Regions from separate parts of the Homo sapiens genome. Here region 2 is linked to region 1. Evidence: chromatin loops called from intact Hi-C (ENCODE). Cell type or tissue: A673. All regions are shown on one strand. Region 1 overlaps TPR (translocated promoter region, nuclear basket protein). Region 2 overlaps IVNS1ABP (influenza virus NS1A binding protein).

Evidence for each region. Hi-C counts contacts between places; a loop is a spot of excess contacts. Peaks named below come from ENCODE experiments on the same cell type or tissue, not always from the same donor. Only the 100,000 strongest peaks of a DNase experiment are listed, where the experiment ranks them.
Region 2: a loop joins it to region 1, with 11 times the contacts of the local background. A loop is called at or near these places in 4 of 110 quality-filtered maps.

Annotation. Positions count from the first base shown.
Region 1 is chr1:186,354,424-186,359,423 of GRCh38, reverse strand. TPR (translocated promoter region, nuclear basket protein) reads left to right here. Exons shown (of 51, transcript NM_003292.3): 13 at 774-881; 14 at 1,801-2,027; 15 at 2,975-3,138; 16 at 3,656-3,789; 17 at 3,866-4,014. Among named protein-coding and RNA genes, the nearest start is that of TPR, 18 kb to the left of the region's middle. RefSeq lists an enhancer at 3,579-4,778. In A673, no CTCF peak of the experiment used is centred here; no DNase peak of the experiment used is centred here.
Region 2 is chr1:185,299,702-185,304,701 of GRCh38, reverse strand. IVNS1ABP (influenza virus NS1A binding protein) reads left to right here. Exons shown (of 15, transcript NM_006469.5): 9 at 3,139-3,268; 10 at 3,506-3,730; 11 at 4,144-4,265; 12 at 4,359-4,485; 13 at 4,572-4,703; 14 at 4,819-4,992. Among named protein-coding and RNA genes, the nearest start is that of IVNS1ABP, 15 kb to the left of the region's middle. In A673, no CTCF peak of the experiment used is centred here; no DNase peak of the experiment used is centred here; H3K27ac peaks cover 1,334 bases.

The sequences.
Region 1 (5,000 bases):
AGCCTGCCTAGAAATAATAATATTGTTTGACCATAGGTAGAACTCCTTTTTTATACCATTTCACAATTTGGCGTGTCTCTATATGCATTATTTTGTTATTGCTCATTTGCTTATTAGAAGTGTTAATGAAATTCATAAAGATTTTTTCCTTTTAAGAGATACTGATGGAAAAAGAGGTTATACTCTGAATGTTTTGCCTTATGGTACAACTATTAACATTACTGAGGGAAATTGTCAAGATTTCTTGAACAAGTTTTATGGAGGAAATTCAGTTAAATGAATTTATATCTACTCTTCTAAACTGATAAATTGTTTCCCTTTTGTTGGAAAAGAATATAAATATATCCCTATTTCAAAATTAAATCTCTGTTGCTGTTATAATTTAGAAGTCAGTTTAAATCCAAGTACTTTATTATATCAGCTGGTTTTTTTCTTCTTCATCAAGTGAAGTCTAGCAGTCCCGCCTGCCTGAGAATATTGACTTTTTTACCAGCAGTGTAGTTTGCAAGAGAGCCCTTGGATCCAATTAGATCTTCCTTGAATTTTTCTCTCTGTTGAAAGTGAGGGTTTTACCTGAAGCTTGTTATTGTCTGAATGAGAAATAACATATTCAAATTTATACAAAACTTCTTTTTTAGTGGCTACAATATTATGTAGGATTTTATTTAGTGTATAAGTTGATTACTGGTGGTGTTTGAGTATTGTATGTCTTTATTACTTGTATAAATCCTAGAAGGAAGTACAAAATTTTCACTTGAATTTACATTTTAAAGGAGATTCAGCGATTGCAGGAGGACACTGATAAAGCCAACAAGCAATCATCTGTACTTGAGAGAGATAATCGAAGAATGGAAATACAAGTAAAAGATCTTTCACAACAGGTTAGAATTTTTTTGTTTGTTTTCCTACTTTTAAAAACCTGACTGCCCAGTAATCTTTGAATCTGTTTGAAGGTACCTAAGATAGAACTACCATGTATGAAATTCTAATTAATTAGGAATAGTACTCGAGCAGAGTTGCACCCCCATTGTTTCTTTTCATAGCCCCTCCCTTTTTTCAAATGTTTGATAAATTTTTAAATTATACGTGTTGGTTGTAATAAATGAAGAAATAATTCAAAGATAAATAAAAGCTTTCTCCAATTTCTACCCCTCTACCCTCTGAAGTCCCAAAGTGTAGCTAAGTTAACAGACAGTTGTGTATTTTTTTCACATCCTTCTCTGTATGTGTATATACATGAGCATATATAAACATATGTAAGAATTATTTGATTTTACTGAAGTAAGACTGGACTGTATGCATTACTCTGACACTTAACAAGCAAATCAATAAATTAATGTCTCATTCATATATTTTACCCTAATTTGTGTGTGTGTACATCCACGCAATGCACAAATGTAAAAATTTCACATGAATGGCATTATATATATGCTTTTTGTTTAAATGTCTATTTTTCATGCTCTGCCCTATCATATATACAAAAGCACACACAAAAAAATAGATATTTGTGGGTTTTATTTGATCACTGTTTTACAAAACTGGAGCCATGTTTTGGGAATTGTAATTTGGCTACTTTGTAATAAGTAATAGCCTTCAATACATACTTAAAAGTAATTTTATTCTATTAAAATTTGATTGTTTAGATTTTAATATCCAAGGATGCTTTATTTTTAAAGATAATTTGAGGCAGTACAAGTTGAAGGTTTTATAAGTAATGTTTTAATTTGAAAACTTTCATTCTAAACTTGTCCAGAATTGTAACTAATACTATTTTATAACATATTAAAACTTTGTTTTTAGATTAGAGTGCTTTTGATGGAACTTGAAGAAGCAAGGGGTAACCACGTAATTCGTGATGAGGAAGTAAGCTCTGCTGATATAAGTAGTTCATCTGAGGTAATATCACAGCATCTAGTATCTTACAGAAATATTGAAGAGCTTCAACAACAAAATCAACGTCTCTTAGTGGCCCTTAGAGAGCTTGGGGAAACCAGAGAAAGAGAAGAACAAGAAACAACTTCATCCAAGTAAGTAGTCACATACCTCAGCTTGTTGAGCAAACATTTATGAAAACCTCAGCTAGGCTCAGTGTCTCATGCCTGTAATCCCAACGTTTTGGGAGGCCTAAATGGGGTATCATTTGAGCCCAGGAGGTCGAGACCAGCCTGGACGACATAGTGAGACCATGTCTCAAAAAAAAGTAAAAAATTAGCTGGGTGTGGTGGCACATGTCTATAGTCCCAGCTACTCAGGAGACAGGCTGAGGTGGGAGGATCACTTGAGTCCAGGAGTTTGAGGCTGCAGTGAAGCATGATCATGCACCACACTCTAAGTGGGACGACAGGGTAAGACCCTGTTGCCCGCAAAAAAAATCTATGTGTTCCTAACAGTGCTAGATACTTGGGATATAGTGATATAGGGAGGAAAGAATTGAGCAACAATACCAAACAAAAAATTTCTACTCCAAGACCTCAGGTTATGGGTAAGACAGATGTAATAAATAGATAATAAAATAGGCAAGTAGACAATTTGCATTCACTGTGATTAGTGCCTATCTGTGGGATCATAGCGGTAGAGGACTTGTCCTAGATTTCAGGGAGCAGACCGGCTTCATGGAGAACCTGGAGAACCTATGTAAGAATTAGTCAGAGGTTTTTTCAAAATACATGTATAATGTCTTCTAGAAGAGGAAGAATGGCTAAGAAAGCAAGAAGACTAGAGTTTGGAGTGAGTGGAACTGATTTAATTTTTACAAACAAATTTTTCAGATTGCATTGGTAAGTATAAGTACCTGAGTCCTGTGTGGTGGGGATTTAAAAAGTAGTTCATAAAATACTCAGCATGAAAAAAAATAATGAGAGAGACAAAAATGGTATGATGAATGGTAGGCAAAGATGCTTGGTTAATTACAGTAGAAATTACAATCAGTTAACTCTCAGTTCAGTCCTGTGAATTAGGCCGACTTTTTCTACAGAATCACTGAGCTTCAGCTCAAACTTGAGAGTGCCCTTACTGAACTAGAACAACTCCGCAAATCACGACAGCATCAAATGCAGCTTGTTGATTCCATAGTTCGTCAGCGTGATATGTACCGTATTTTATTGTCACAAACAACAGGAGTTGCCATTCCATTACATGGTAGGTTTTTATAAAGTTATTTTAAGGAATAATTTAGAAATGTATATTAAGGGATTAATTTTGCAACATAAGCAATAGCCACTCTAATGATGGTAGCTTCAAATTTGACTACCATATATAATTGCTTATAACATCCCATCAACTGTAAAACATACCATTATTTTATGTATTGCTAAAAAGAAATGCTTTCTATTGTTGAAAAAGGTGCATTTCAGAATCAATGAATTACAGTATTTATTTTGGTTATGTTTTAATGACCAAAACAGATATGTTTTAATAAAACATAAATATGGATTATGTTTTAACCCATAAATACTGAATTATCTCTAATAACCATCAAAAAATCTTAATACATTGTTTAGTAGATTCCTTATTTAAAAACTCCTATAATCTTATTGTTTCATTTCAATAAGTTTAGCTTGTTTATTTGATAATAGTGTATTTGCAAAGAAGCATTAGATTAAAGCTGATTTATGAAAGCCAACAAAGCATTTTATTAGTCTTTACTTTCCTGAAGCTTCAAGCTTAGATGATGTTTCTCTTGCATCAACTCCAAAACGTCCAAGTACATCACAGACTGTTTCCACTCCTGCTCCAGTACCTGTTATTGAATCAACAGAGGCTATAGAGGCTAAGGCTGCCCTTAAACAGGTAAAGATCACACCTTTGTCCTGGGTTAGGTTTTTAGAGAACACAGTGTTACCTTCTCATAATCTCCAATATTTAGTTGCAGGAAATTTTTGAGAACTACAAAAAAGAAAAAGCAGAAAATGAAAAAATACAAAATGAGCAGCTTGAGAAACTTCAAGAACAAGTTACAGATTTGCGATCACAAAATACCAAAATTTCTACCCAGCTAGATTTTGCTTCTAAACGGTAAGTTTTCTTTTGTTTCAAATTAATTAAGTCTAAATGTTATACTTTACAATTCAAATCATTTAAATTCAAGAGCTAATTTGCAATAGTGTTGCTTTTTTTGTGAACTGTGTTCCAGAATGAGAACCTCTGGTAGTTCATTTTTTTCATATTGATTAATGATTCTCTAGGCAGTGCTAAGGGTTTAGCTTGTTTGATAAGTTGAAGCCAGGCGCAGCAGCTCACGCCTGTAATCCCAGCACTTTGGGAAGCCGAGGCAGGTGGGTCATTTGAGGGCAGGAATTCAAGACCAGCCTGGCCACCATGGTGAAACCCCATCTCTACTAAAAATACAAAAATTAGCTGAGCGGCAGTGTTGCATGCTTGTAATCCCAGCTACTCAGGAGGCTAAGGCAGGAGAATCACTTGAGCCCAGGAGGCAGTGGTTGCGGTGAGCCAAGATTGGGGCCACTGCACTCCAGTCTGGGCAAGAGAGTGAGATTCTGTCTCAAAAAAATAAAATAAAATAAAAATAAGTTGAAGTTCATGTGAGGAATGTTGGTAGTTTACCTTCCTAAGATTAAAGGACTTGTTTCGGTAGGACTTAATTCTTTTAAAAATGCACCAGATGATGAGAGAAATGAGAGCAAATTTTATTCCACCTTTTCTATTCTAGGTAGAAGAGAAGCAAGTGCTATGTAGTTTTAGGAGAATTAATTTTCTTGGTCACATCCAAAGAAATAATAAATATTTCATGATTATTTGTTATTAAATTCATTGAATGCTTGTTAGTTTAGTTTGTTAGGACAATATTTATTTTTATATAGTACATGATAAAACTGTTTCTGTTTTATAGCAGGCAGGATATATTGCAGGCAGTTACCCCTATACATCTAATAGTTCAGCAACCCCAATTAAAGCACTTCTTTTTTCTCTGTTGATACCTCTAGCCAGCCATTATGTCAGCTTTCAAGCACATAAGAAAATAAAACTGAGGATTATAGAAG
Region 2 (5,000 bases), 1.1 Mb after region 1:
TATCCTACCTTCTGACACATTAAATTAGTTTGGCTATGCTTGAAAAAATTTATATAAATGGTCATATAGTATATATTTTTATTTGGCCTTTAGCTCAAATTATGTTTTTGAGGGACAAGCTATAAAGCAGTCGACTCAGCCCAGACTAAGGAATGCTTTTCTTTAAAAATCAGAGGGTAAGTGGTAGACTTAGTAGTAGCCTATATGGTTACAAATTATCAGGTGTTAGCTCTCTCAGGTGTCCTGTGGCAACAGTGAGTGAATATTTCTAAAAGTTTTGGAATTTGAATTAGTTGAGAACCTATGTTTGTGCATTTTGAATATATTGAGGATATTTTCCCCCTTAACTCTAAACATTTTGAGTTAACATTTTAAAAGTACATTTTCAACATGCAGAGGTTGAGTGCCCAATAAGTGGCAGGCCATAATGTTCGGTATGGCAACACAAAAATGTGTAAGAGACAGTTTCTGCTTGTAGGACCTTCTAAGAGTGGGCAAAACAATACAGGCTTATAAGAGGTAGCTACGAAAGGCCTAAAGGAGAGGACACAGTGAGACAGGAGAGAAGCCAGGGATATTTCACACAAGAGGTAACTTTTGAGCAGTGTTAGGATTTAGAGGAGTCTGCATAGCAGATAAAGGGAGAGGTGTTAGCAAAGAGTATCTGTGAGGATGATACTCTTGGAATTGCAGGTCATAAGACTGGGAAAGTAGGTAAATGCTCCCTGAATGGGGCTTATACTTTATCCTATAGGCAGTGGGAAGCCTTAGGTAAGAATACAGTGATACGAAAGTTTTGCATTCACTTTAGTAATGGTGAAAAACTGGGGAACAGTCTATTAGGTGGCAGTCTTTGGGCTGGAATATCCCAACTGATTTCTGGTTTTATTTTCTAAAATTGTTGCCTTGGACCCTTCCTATTTTTATAACCAGACACAGAAAATCAATAAAAGTTTGAGCCCAGTTTATAGACTATTGCCAGCAGTAGTTCAGGTTTTAAAAAAATGATGAGGGATTAATCTAGGGGCATGAAGGAGAAAGGATAGATTTTTTATTTATGTCTATATATAAATAGACATTTATATTTACAAAGGTTGACTTAGCAGGCCTTAGTGATTGCTTAGCAAGATTAGGGAAAAGAAAGAATTTGAGAATAAGTGGGATTCTGACATGTGTGACTCATTAGAATGTGATGCCATGAATAGAGATCATGAAGAGGATGCGAGGGACACATGTTAGACTTCAGGAATAGAAAAAGGAGGTTGAGAAGAAGCCATTAGAAAAGTCAGAGGACAATAAGAATCTAATCATGTTGTAAAAGCTACCTAAGGTAGGAGAAGAAAGTTTGAAGGAGGACTAAACACTGTCAAGTTCTCTGGGAGGTCATGTAAAATAAGGTTTAGGGATATATTCTTTACATATAAAGGATTTAATCAGCATTTCTATATTAGGCTTGTTATTAGGCATTGCTTTTGGGCCTTTCTCTTTCACAGTCATTTTCTCTTAATTATAGTTTGTACATTAGAACAGTTTTTTTACTTCAGTACAGCCTCAATGTAAGCATCATCCATTTGTGATATTTGGATCCCTTCTTCCCATAGGTTGGGATGAGGTTTTATGTACCTTGTAATTCATAATAATAGATAAGGTTAGATAAGTCTAACCTTATTTTTTATTCTTAATATTCATAGTATAAAAGTGATATGAAAGATGCATTCACAACTTTAGTAACAGTGGAAAACAGCCTGTCATAGTGTAAATCTGTTTTATAGTATGACATAACTTGTCATAGTATAAAAAGGATGGGGTTTATCTTCATAATTCCTAATCTTTATTTTAGTTGTATTGCCTTGGGCAATGCATATCTTCTTGAGTTTCAATATTTTTATCTATAAAATGGGTAGATAATATCACCCTCACTGGACTAAAAGAGATGATGTAAATAAAGTACCTAGTAATACCTAGGTACATAGTAAACATCTAAGTGGAATTTAATCATAACCATTGATAATGATACATTCCCTGCCTTTTCTCAAAATAGCCTACGTATGTTGTAACCACACTCAGGCCTAACTTTTGATATAGCTTTTTCTTAATAGCTTCAAGTAGCTAGCAAAATCTTTTTCTCAATTACTTGTTATATGGCTTTTTGCTTCCACTAGCAACAGAAATTTCCATTAGAAATTTTACCTATCCATGTGTTCTGGCCATCTGGACCAGCACAAGTGGGATGAGCAAACTAGGCCAGGTGCTGAAGTTGCTACCTGTTCATTTGGCAGTTCCTCTCAGAGTAGTCTTTACTCTTCCAATTCCATATGATCATATCCTTTGGAAGTGGCAAAGGCTAAAGTAATTGGAAGGAAGCCATCAAGGAAAACTCATACATGAGAACACATGTGTAAAGTAGTTCTCTTACAATCATTTGGAAATTGGCAGCTTTGTTCATTTCTCCCTCTTTAGTATTCCTGTATATTCTACTTTTGTGAATATTTGGTTGTTTTTAGTAATGTTTCATTTCTGATTACTATTTTCTTGTGTTTTGATGTAATTTTGTCTAGAAAACCACTCTATAATACCTATAAGGTAATCCTAAAGAAATATTCTTTAAGTGTTTCTTGTAATTGCCACTTTTTTCCTGTCAAGTACTTTCAGAGAAACTGGATGAATCTATATCTGCTTACGTTTTGCTGGCATTGTATGAAGGATACCTGTACATATGATTTAGTTAGGTTTGACAATTTCATGAAAATAGTGGGTTAAATGTATTCTCTGTTAATTCACACTATTTTAAATTTATAGCATTCTTTTAAAAGATTCTATACTTAATATAAAAATAATTATAGATTGGTTTTTTCTTCTGCTGAGGTCTTGATTTGCAACATGTTTTTCAAATTGTTAAAACTGAGCTTTTTCTTACCTAGGCTAATTGTGTAGGCGTAGTTGTCTCATCATTGAGTGGAGATGGAAGTATGCCAGTAATTTGTGTCATTTGGAAAGTGTTGGCTTGAGTTAAAGTTAGTGTCCTATAAATGTCATATATAGGTGAAGGATACTCAGTGTTGTGGAATAGCTCAGGAACAAAGGTACATCAGATGTGGTCTTTGGCTAGGTTTCTGTAGCTACCTTTTGATTTTGCAGAAAAAGCCACCACGTGAGAATGGCCATAAGCAGATAAGTAGCAGTTCAACTGGATGTCTCTCTTCTCCAAATGCTACAGTACAAAGCCCTAAGCATGAGTGGAAAATCGTTGCTTCAGAAAAGACTTCAAGTAAGTATATGACACTTGCCAGATTGTTTTCAGCTTACCTATTTTTAAGAAGGAGTGTTGCCAATTTAATACCTCTTAAATTGACTACTCGAGGAAAAAACTCAGAAGCAATTAAATTTGGAAAACGAGAGCAGATTGTTCCAGTCTGGGATGTGGAGACTGGAGTCCAATTCAGGATCATATACACAAACCAAAAGTAATAATTACATCTTAAACATGGAACTCTTGTGCTTACAGATAACACTTACTTGTGCCTGGCTGTGCTGGATGGTATATTCTGTGTCATTTTTCTTCATGGGAGAAACAGCCCACAGAGCTCACCAACAAGTACTCCAAAACTAAGTAAGAGTTTAAGCTTTGAGATGCAACAAGATGAGCTAATCGAAAAGCCCATGTCTCCTATGCAGTACGCACGATCTGGTCTGGGAACAGCAGAGATGAATGGCAAACTCATAGCTGCAGGTAAGAACAGAAGCATTCAACTGGCTAAGCATGTAGATGGGCATTTTTGTGACATGCAAACTTTCAAAGAGAGGGTTTAATATGCCATCTTTCACGGCAATCCAATAAGATAGGGAAATAACAATACTATTGAATATGGCTAACCTTCAGTTCAATGTCTGTATCTAATTTTTAAAAAAATTATGTCATGGCTAAATTTTTCTAATATTCAAGCCAAGACTAAGCAGTTTATTTGTACTGATAATGCGATTTTTCAGCTATTACAAGCACTTAGTTAAAAGATCAACTAAGGCATCCTTAAAAAGTTTTAATACTTTTTCTCATTGTGCAGATTTCTTAAACTTACAGGACTGGAAACCGTGGTCCAGTTTAATATTTTAAACATAAATCTTTATGGTTTTATTTTTTACCAGGTGGCTATAACAGAGAGGAATGTCTTCGAACAGTCGAATGCTATAATCCACATACAGATCACTGGTCCTTTCTTGCTCCCATGAGAACACCAAGAGCCCGATTTCAAATGGCTGTACTCATGGTAAGCGCATTATGTTGCAGGAGCAACCCCTATTTAGCTTTTTCCTCGTAACTTCAGGATGTTAGAAATTCTCATCTCTCACTTTTGGCATAGGGCCAGCTCTATGTGGTAGGTGGATCAAATGGCCACTCAGATGACCTGAGTTGTGGAGAGATGTATGATTCAAACATAGATGACTGGATTCCTGTTCCAGAATTGAGAACTAACCGTTGTAATGCAGGTAATAATAGTTTTCTCCTGAGATATCCAGTATTTAAATATGATAATTAAATTATCAATATGTAACTTTATTTTATACTTACATAGGAGTGTGTGCTCTGAATGGAAAGTTATACATCGTTGGTGGCTCTGATCCATATGGTCAAAAAGGACTGAAAAATTGTGATGTATTTGATCCTGTAACAAAGTTGTGGACAAGCTGTGCCCCTCTTAACATTCGTAAGTTGATTTTTTTTCCTTTTTTTTTTTAAAGACCTTCAAATCAACAGTATGTGTAGTATACACTTAGAGTCTGGGAGATGTAGCAATAATCTTGACTTGACTTTTCTTGTAGGGAGACACCAGTCTGCAGTCTGTGAGCTTGGTGGTTATTTGTACATAATCGGAGGTGCAGAATCTTGGAATTGTCTGAACACAGTAGAACGATACAATCCTGAAAATAATACCTGGACTTTAATTGCACCCATGAATGTGGCTAGGCGAGGAGCTGGAGTGGCTGTTCTTAATGGTGAGTGT